2 separate regions of the Homo sapiens genome follow, and region 2 is linked to region 1. The links are chromatin loops, found by intact Hi-C in ENCODE. Cell type or tissue: stomach. All regions are shown on one strand. Region 1 overlaps DOCK6 (dedicator of cytokinesis 6). Region 2 overlaps SMARCA4 (SWI/SNF related BAF chromatin remodeling complex subunit ATPase 4).

Region 1 (4,000 bases):
CCGCGTGGCCACCTGCAGGAGAGGGGTGGCCATCAGTGATGTCAACATTGCTCCGCCTTCCATCCATGCCATGCCCACCCTGCCCACGCCCACTCCTACCTGCTTGTAGTGGGCCCGGACCAGGCTGAAGACAAAGCCCCGGTCCACCAGGGACAGAAGGTCACTGAGGAAGAAAGCCAGGCTGGCGTTGAGGTGCTCGGCCAGCTCCACATCCTGGGGACACAGGTGCCTGTCAACCCACACACCCAAACCTCAGCCCCGACAGGGGCTTGGCTCTCACCAAGATCATCTGCCACCCCTAGGAGCTGTATCACTGCCCCAAAGCCTTTGTCTGTGGGCTGTGGTGACTCTGGGACTTCCTGGTTGTCCTCCTCAGGCTGCCTTCCCCTCCCATGCTCCTTAAGACACCAAGGCAGATATGGGCTAACTCCCTGCAAGATCCTCTCGCTCTCTCTGTCCAGAGTTCAGAGCTGGGGAGAGACTATATTTCCCAGCCTCCCTTCCAGTTGAACCACATGACCAATTCTGGCCAATGGGATTTGAGGGGAAAGTGAGGTGGCCACTTATATGGCAGAAGCAGGTGGGTGCCGGGGAACTGCCAGGGCCAGGCCCACACAGTGATGCCTCTACAACCTACTTAATACTCAGAAATAAGCTATGGTTATTTAAATCACTTGTGACTGTGTTGAAGCGAATTAGCCTCTGCCCTAACTGATCGACTCTTACCATCATTTATTTTTATTTTAATTTTAATTAATTAATTTATTTTTTGAGATGGAGTCTTGCTCTGTCACTAAGGCTGGAGTACAGTGGCACAATCTCGGCTCACTGCAACTTCTGTCTCCCAGGTTCAAGCGATTCTTCTGCCTCAGCTTCCCCAGTAGCTTGGATTACAGACACCCACCACCACGCCTAGCTAATTTTTTTATTTTTAGTAGAGATGGGGTTTTGCCATATTGGTCAGGCTGGTCTCGAACTCCTGACCTCAGGTGATCTGCTTCCCTTGGCTTCCCAAAGTGCTGGGATTACAGGCGTGAGATACCGCACCCGGCCTCTCAGCACCATTTAATGTGAGCTTTACTGAGCATCTACTCTGTGCCAATCCCTGTGAATGAGGCAGATGCCATCCCTGCTGCGGGTCCAACTCAATCCAGTGTGTGTGTGTGGGGCGGGGGCAGGGAGACACAAAATAAACAAGAATTTCAGATAGTTCTATGTGCTTCAAAGACAATATTAAATTGGTGCAAAAGTAATTGCAGTTTTGCAATTACTTTCAATGGCAAAAACTGTAATTACTTTTCTTTCTTTCTTTCTTTCTTTCTTTTTTTTTTTTTTGAGACGGAGTCTTGCTCTGTCGCCCAGGCTATAGTGCAATGGCGCGATCTCGGCTCACTGCAACCTCTGCCTCCTGGGTTCAAGCGATTCTCCTGCCTCAGCCTTCTGAGTAGCTGGGATTACAGGTGCGCACCACCACACCTGGCTAACTTCTGTGTTTTTAGTAGAGACAGGGTTTCACCATGTTGGTAAGGCTGGTCTCAAACTCCTGACCTCAGGTGATCCGCCCTCCTCGGCCTCCTAAAGTGTTGGGATTACAGGCGTGAGCCACCATGCCCAGCCTATAATTACTTGTCACCAACCTTAACAGACGGGGGTGACATTTTCAGAGATACTGAAGGATACCAAAGAGCCATGGGGAGAATGGCATCCTGGGTTAAGGGAACAGTCAGTGCAAAGGCCCTGAGGCAGGATGTGCCTAGCAAGTCCGGGGAACAGTGAGGTGGCTGATGTGGCCCTGAGGCCCAGCTGGTATTCGTTCTGCCCTCATACTCTCTTGAGCCACTCTGAGGCCTCACAAGTTAGCCTCAGTGGCCCTCAAATCCCTGCAACCCGGCCAGGCATGGTGGCTCCTGCCTGTAATCCTAGCACTTTAGGAGGCTGAGGTGGGTGGATCACAGGGTCAGGAGTTTGAGATCAGCCTGGCCAATATGGTGAAACCCCATCTCTACTAAAAATACAAAAAATTAGCCAGGGGTGGTGGTGGGCGCCTATAGTCCCAGCTACTTGGGAGGCTGAGCCAGGAGAATCGCTTGAACCCAGGAGGAGGAGGTTGCAGTGAGCTGAGATTGCGCCACTGCACTCCCGCCTGGGCGACAGAATGAGACTCCGTCTCAAAAAAAAAAAAAAATTAGCCGGGCATGGTGGCGCACCCCTGTAGTCCCAGCTACTCAGGAGGCTGAGGCAGGAGAATTGCTTGAACCTGGGAGGCGGAGGTTGCGGTGAGCCGAGATCGTGCCATTGCACTCCAGCCTCGGGGACAGAGCAAGACTCCATCTCAAAAAAAAAAGTGGATTATCACAGGCATTGTTCTTCTCTGGATCTCTTTCTTGGGGTAGTTTCCTCACCATCTGGATCAGCCCCTGGGAATGTCAGTCTTTGGGAAGGCTCCAGTGAGACAAGGCCAGAACCTTTGAGACCAGCTTGGAGGTCACATGTGATTGTGTAAGGGTTGGCCTGGGCCAGAACGCCATTTCAAAAATCTGGAAAGTTCCCAGCAAATCCAGAGGTCCCATTTCTCCTTAGACACCAGGCCATCTCCTGGCATGGGAACATAGGAAGACCCCATCTCTACACACACACACACACACAAAAATAGGTGGGTATGGTAGCACGCACCTGTAGCCCCAGCTACTCTGGAGGCTGAGGTGGGAGGATTGCTTTAGCCCAGGAGTTTGAGGCTACAGTGAGCCATGATCACACCACCACACTCTAGTCTGGACAACAGAGCAAGACCGTGTCTCAAACAAAAACAAATAAAAAAACAAAAACAAAACCACACACAAAAAAACCCCAGTCAATCTGGCCAGGCATGGTTCACGCTTGTAATCCCGGCACTTTGGGAAGCCAAAGTGGGAGAAGCCCTTGAGCTCAGGAGTTGGAGACCAGTCTGGGCAACATAGTGAGACCCTGACTCTACTAAAAAAAAAAAAAAAAAAAAAAAAAATTGCCAAGTATGTTGGCTTGTGCCTCTGGTCACAGCTACTTGGGAGGCTGAGGAGAGAGGATCCCTTGAGCCCAGGAGGTCAAGGCTGCCGTGAACTATGATCGCACCACTGCGCTCCAGCCTGGGCAACACAGCAAGACCCTATCTCCAAACAAAAACAAAAACAGCCAATCTGGACATAGCTGAGCCACATTCCTGCAGGGTTTCTGTTGGCTGGATTGAGTGATGGTCACCCCTGTTAGGTGGGACATCTGCCCTCTGCTCCACCATAAGCCCCACTTTCCCAGCTGAAACTGGTATTGACAGTGAGGGGTCTGGAGCTGGTGGCTCAGATTCAAAAGCCTCATTCTGCCCCTTCTCAGTCGTGTGGTACAAGGTTAAGCTACCACTCATTCGATGCCTCAGTTTCCCCATCAGTAAAATGGAGATAACAATAATACTAACTTCATGGGTTGTTGTGAGAATTTAATGATACGATCCAAGGCCGGGCGCGGTGGCTCACGCCTGTAATCCCAGCACTTTGGGAGGGCAAGGCGGGCAGATCACCTGAGGTTAGGAGTTCCAGACCAGCCAGGCCAACATGGAGAAACACTGTCTCTACTGAAAATACAAAATTAGCTGGGCGTGGTAGTGCATGCCTGTAATCCCAGCTACTTGGGAGGCTGAGGCAGGAGAATCGCTTGAACCTGGGAGGCGGAGGTTGTGGTGAGCCAAGATTGCGCCATCGCACTCCAGCCTGGACAACAAGAGTGAAACTCTGTCTCAGAAAAAAAACAACAACAAAAAAATGATACGATCCACATAAAATGCTTAGATATACAGTAAGTGCTCAATAAATGCTCCATATTATTACTATTATGATTAGTATTGCCTGCCTAGCCCCTGAGGGCATTGGAATTGGTAATCCAGGGCCTGAACAAGTCCACTGTCAGGGTCTCAGAACATCAACATCCATTTATTGAGCACTTGCTGTATACTCTGACTGTGCTAAGGGTTAAT
Region 2 (4,000 bases), 210 kb before region 1:
GATATTTATTTAGTACTCCAGGCTACGCACCAGTGGCTGGGTTTTTTTTGTTTTGTGGCTCAAATCCATCCAGCTTTGGCCACTGGGAGTGCTTTCAGTTGGCTCTTCTGTCCTTTGACACGCCCCCAGCATCGGGTGAATTTTGAGGACTTTCTTGCTTTTTGGCACCAAGAGATGCTGCAGGCTCATGTAGTCTATTTCCCGCCCACTCCCTCAAATCAGCCATTTCTCCAAGGAGCCCTGGTTTCCCTTCTTACAGAATGGTTTTGGGAACCAAGACCTGGGTCCTGGATGGGCCTGTTGCTTCTGGGGTGTCATTGCTCCTGGGGCCCTCTCAGTGGTCAGTGCTAGGAGATTCATGTGCGCGTGCTGATGCTTTGTGCACGTATCGTCTAAAAGGCCTTCTCTGCCTCGGCATCTGTTTCTGTGTTAAGCTGAACGTGAGTTCATACCACTGTCTGCGGCTCTGAGTGAGGACCACAGGTTCCTTCTCACACTTCCACCCTGTGTGTGCGCCCATTCTCAGCTTCCGTGGACAACAGTTTCAGAGTAGTGAGCCGGTACCTCCGGGAAGCATCTTGAGCCACTAGAGCGCAGGCCTTGGGGCCAGTTCCTTGTGTGTTCAGACCTCCAGATTGCAGTCAGATTCCATTTCCAGGGTGATAGAGGTCACCTTCTTCCCCTACTTCAGTGAGGTTGTGAGGTGGGTGCTCCTGCAGTCTTTCCCACTGCGCCCCACCTGGGCAAGCGTCCATGCTGTGGAACGCCAGCTCCTGCAGGCCAGAAGAGGGCCCGCGCGCTAGGAAATGTTTACGGCGTATGGGCATCCGGCTGTGCCGGCCCTCTCACTGGGAATTGCTGCCTCCTGCCATGAGCTGCTTGTCCTGCCTCCGTTTGGACCTCTGTCTCTGGGACCTGTCCCCTCAGTCCCCTCCTGACCCTTGCTCCTGGCTCTTCTCCCTCCCAGTGCAGATGCTCCGCACACCTCCGGCTTCTCCCTTGGTGCGCTGACTGTCCCCATCACTCCAGGGAGGTTTCACTGTTCCTGAGTCAGCGGAAGCACAGGGTCAGGCCCTACGGGCCAGGTCCGGTGGCTCCAAGATGCCATCAGGGACCCAGCCTCCCCCAGGTTTCTGCCCAGTCATTCTTGGGTGACTCCAACCCTCAGGCTCCTTACCTCATGGTTGCAGGACGGCTGCACTGCCTCCCTCGCCTCATGCAGGAGAGTGGGCAGGAAAGAGTTCTAGGAGAGTGGGCAGGGCAAAAGGCAGCAGAAGCGCAAGGCTGCTGAGCCTCTGCTCCCCACGCTTCTTCAGGAACTCTCCCCAGCCTTCACCACAGCCATGCGTCCTTCTGTCTATTGGCTGTGCCGCCTGGTTGGCTGTGGCTTCCAGCGGGGCTGGAGATGGGTTCATGGTGGACACAGCACCTCCCTCGTGGAGCTGCTTGGGGGCAAACCACGAGTAGTCCCTGGGACTCCAGCTTCGAGCCCTGTCTTTACGGACCACCCCGTCTAGACTTTCTGAGTGGCTTCCCTCCCCCACTGAAAACTCCCTGCCCCAGAGTTCCTCCCAGAGCCCGTCCCCTTTGGGACTCAGCTTTATTACCGCCTCCACCCTCTCCTCAGTCTCTAGGCTGTCGGTCTCAGGTGACTCACCCCTCCCCACTGCATTCTGCCTGCCCCCATGTCCTCCCTCATTCCAGCCCTGGTCATCCCACAGGGGAACAGCCACGAGTTGCCGCTCCCTCCCATCCCTGTCCTCCCGCCTGCCACCTGAGCCAGGCCCCGCCTCGCCCCTCACTGTCCTCGTTCTCTCTCACAGTCAGGAACCTTCCGTGGCTGGAGGGTGGCAGAAAGACTGTTTGGTGTCTCCTATATCCTCAGGTCTCCACAGCACTGTTGCTAGCCTGGCTCTGGGCGTGAAGCCTGTGCTCTGAAGCTGCATTTTCCCGGCAGCAGGTCCAGGCTTCCCCAGCCCTGGCAGCATTGTTTCTGTCCCCCATCACATCTCTGTGTCCCTACTTCTCACTCTAAAGGGCCTTGCCCTCTTTTCCCAGTGGCCTCCCTTCTGTCCTCTGAGGCAGAGCCCTTCACGTCCTCGCCAGTCTCTCTTCCTCCCTCCCTCCCTCAGCTGCCCTAAACACAGTTTCTCTGCCCACTCGGAGGGCTGTGGCCATGTTGGCCTCGCCCCTGACAGCCAGTGGCTATGGGTTTGCACAGTGAGCCATTGATGAGAGACCGGCACTTGACTCTCATTTCCTTGTTCCATCAGAACGCTGTCCAACTGGGCGTACGAGTTTGACAAGTGGGCCCCCTCCGTGGTGAAGGTGTCTTACAAGGTAGGTCACAGCCACTGAGGTTTCCTCTCTTGCTACGGAGGTGCAGGCGGTGGTGGGCAGGACGTCCACACATACCTCTGGACAGTGAACCTGAGAATGCTGGGTCTCCAGTCGCATGGAGTCTCCAGGACAGCCTGGAACTCCAGTCACATGGATCCGGGAGTTTGGACTGGGCAGGGACAGGGCAGATTAGCTCACTGGGGAGGAGACAGGAGTGAGCATGGTGGCCAGCACTCAGAGGCCAGCTCAGGCGCCTGAGATGGGGACCCAGGAAGAGGGGAGCCTGTCAGCCACCAGGAATGTGCAGATGGCGGTGCAGGCTGCGTGGTTCCCTCAGGCCCCGGCCGCCGCTGGCCTGCACTGCTTCCTCTTCCCCCTGCAGCGCGTGTTCTGCGTGGTGAGGTCTGGGGACGCGCCAGCGGCCCTGCCAGCCCCTTTCCCCACTACCCCTGTGAGGACGAGCCCTCCCGCCGTGTCACTGGGCAGTTGCAGGGGGTGCCTGTGCCCCTCTTGCCACCTGGCCACCCGGCTCCAAAAGCCGAGCTGTGCATCCTGCTTCCCTTGCAGGGATCCCCAGCAGCAAGACGGGCCTTTGTCCCCCAGCTCCGGAGTGGGAAGTTCAACGTCTTGCTGACGACGTACGAGTACATCATCAAAGACAAGCACATCCTCGCCAAGGTAACGTGTCCCTGTGGGAAATGCCAGGCCATGGGCCGAGTGCTCACACGTGGGTCACGCTGCCCGTCTCCTCCAAAGCCCCTACAAGTTTCTTCCCGGAGTCCCACCTGCATGTGCGTGAAGACAGCTGCCCTGTGTAGGGGAAAGGCCTAGGTGGGGGCGACCTCAGGTTTACCTCCCTAACTGTCTCCAGGCAGGCCCTGAGTCAGGCCCAGAAGCTGGGGCCATCTACACAGCATGCGCTCTGCCTCCTCTCGGGCCTTCTGCCCAGAGAGCCTCAGCACCAAGGCGTCTCCTGACCCGCCTACAGAGTCCCCATGGGGCCTTGGCCAGACCAGTCTTGTCCTCCTGTCTCATTGCCTTGGCCGTCCCTCCCTGGGGCCCTGGCTTCTCACCACAGGCCATGGGCTGAGATTCAGCATGTGGGGGAGAGCTCGAGGGCCAAATACCATGACTGCCTGCTGGCCTTGGGCAGCTGGTTCGGGCTGTTCTGTGAGGGTCCTACTGTCCTGGAAGCCTCTTCTGGGACGAAACTGTGAAGGGAGTCCCAGCGTGGCCATGACTGAGAATACGGCCCAGATAGAAAACAGACATAGCCCTCTGCCTCCAAAAACTCATGTTCCTCATTTGAGGAGGGGTAAAGATGTACCTGGTCTCACCCCTAAACATCCAGCTGAGTGAGTGTTGAACAGTAGAGAGTTTTTTGCGTTTTGGTTTTTTTTTTTTTGAGACCGAGTCTCGCTCTGTTGCCCATGCTGGAGTGCAGTGATGTGATCACAGCTCACTGCAGGCCTGACCTCCTGGCCTCAAGCGATCCTCCCACCTCACCCTCCTGAGTAGCTGGGACTACAGGTGTGCGCCACCACTCCCAGCTAACTTTTTTAAATTTATTTTTTATGGAGATGGGGTCTTGCTGTACTGCCCAGGCTGGTCTCAAACTCCTGGCCTCAAGGAATCCTCTCGCCTTGGCCTCACAAAGCAC

The links. A loop is a pair of places that touch in the nucleus more often than their neighbours do. Peaks named below come from ENCODE experiments on the same cell type or tissue, not always from the same donor. Only the 100,000 strongest peaks of a DNase experiment are listed, where the experiment ranks them.
Region 2: it touches region 1 in a loop (2.3-fold over the local background); 2 of 110 quality-filtered maps call a loop at or near these places.

Annotation. Positions count from the first base shown.
Region 1 is chr19:11,222,894-11,226,893 of GRCh38, forward strand. It overlaps DOCK6 (dedicator of cytokinesis 6), which reads right to left. Exons shown (of 48, transcript NM_020812.4): 25 at 100-213; 26 at 1-12. Among named protein-coding and RNA genes, the nearest start is that of ANGPTL8, 15 kb to the right of the region's middle. In stomach, no CTCF peak of the experiment used is centred here; no DNase peak of the experiment used is centred here.
Region 2 is chr19:11,016,684-11,020,683 of GRCh38, forward strand. SMARCA4 (SWI/SNF related BAF chromatin remodeling complex subunit ATPase 4) reads left to right here. Exons shown (of 35, transcript NM_003072.5): 17 at 2,274-2,340; 18 at 2,908-3,018. Among named protein-coding and RNA genes, the nearest start is that of SMARCA4, 58 kb to the left of the region's middle. In stomach, no CTCF peak of the experiment used is centred here; a DNase peak (open chromatin) is centred at 1,618; H3K27ac peaks cover 803 bases.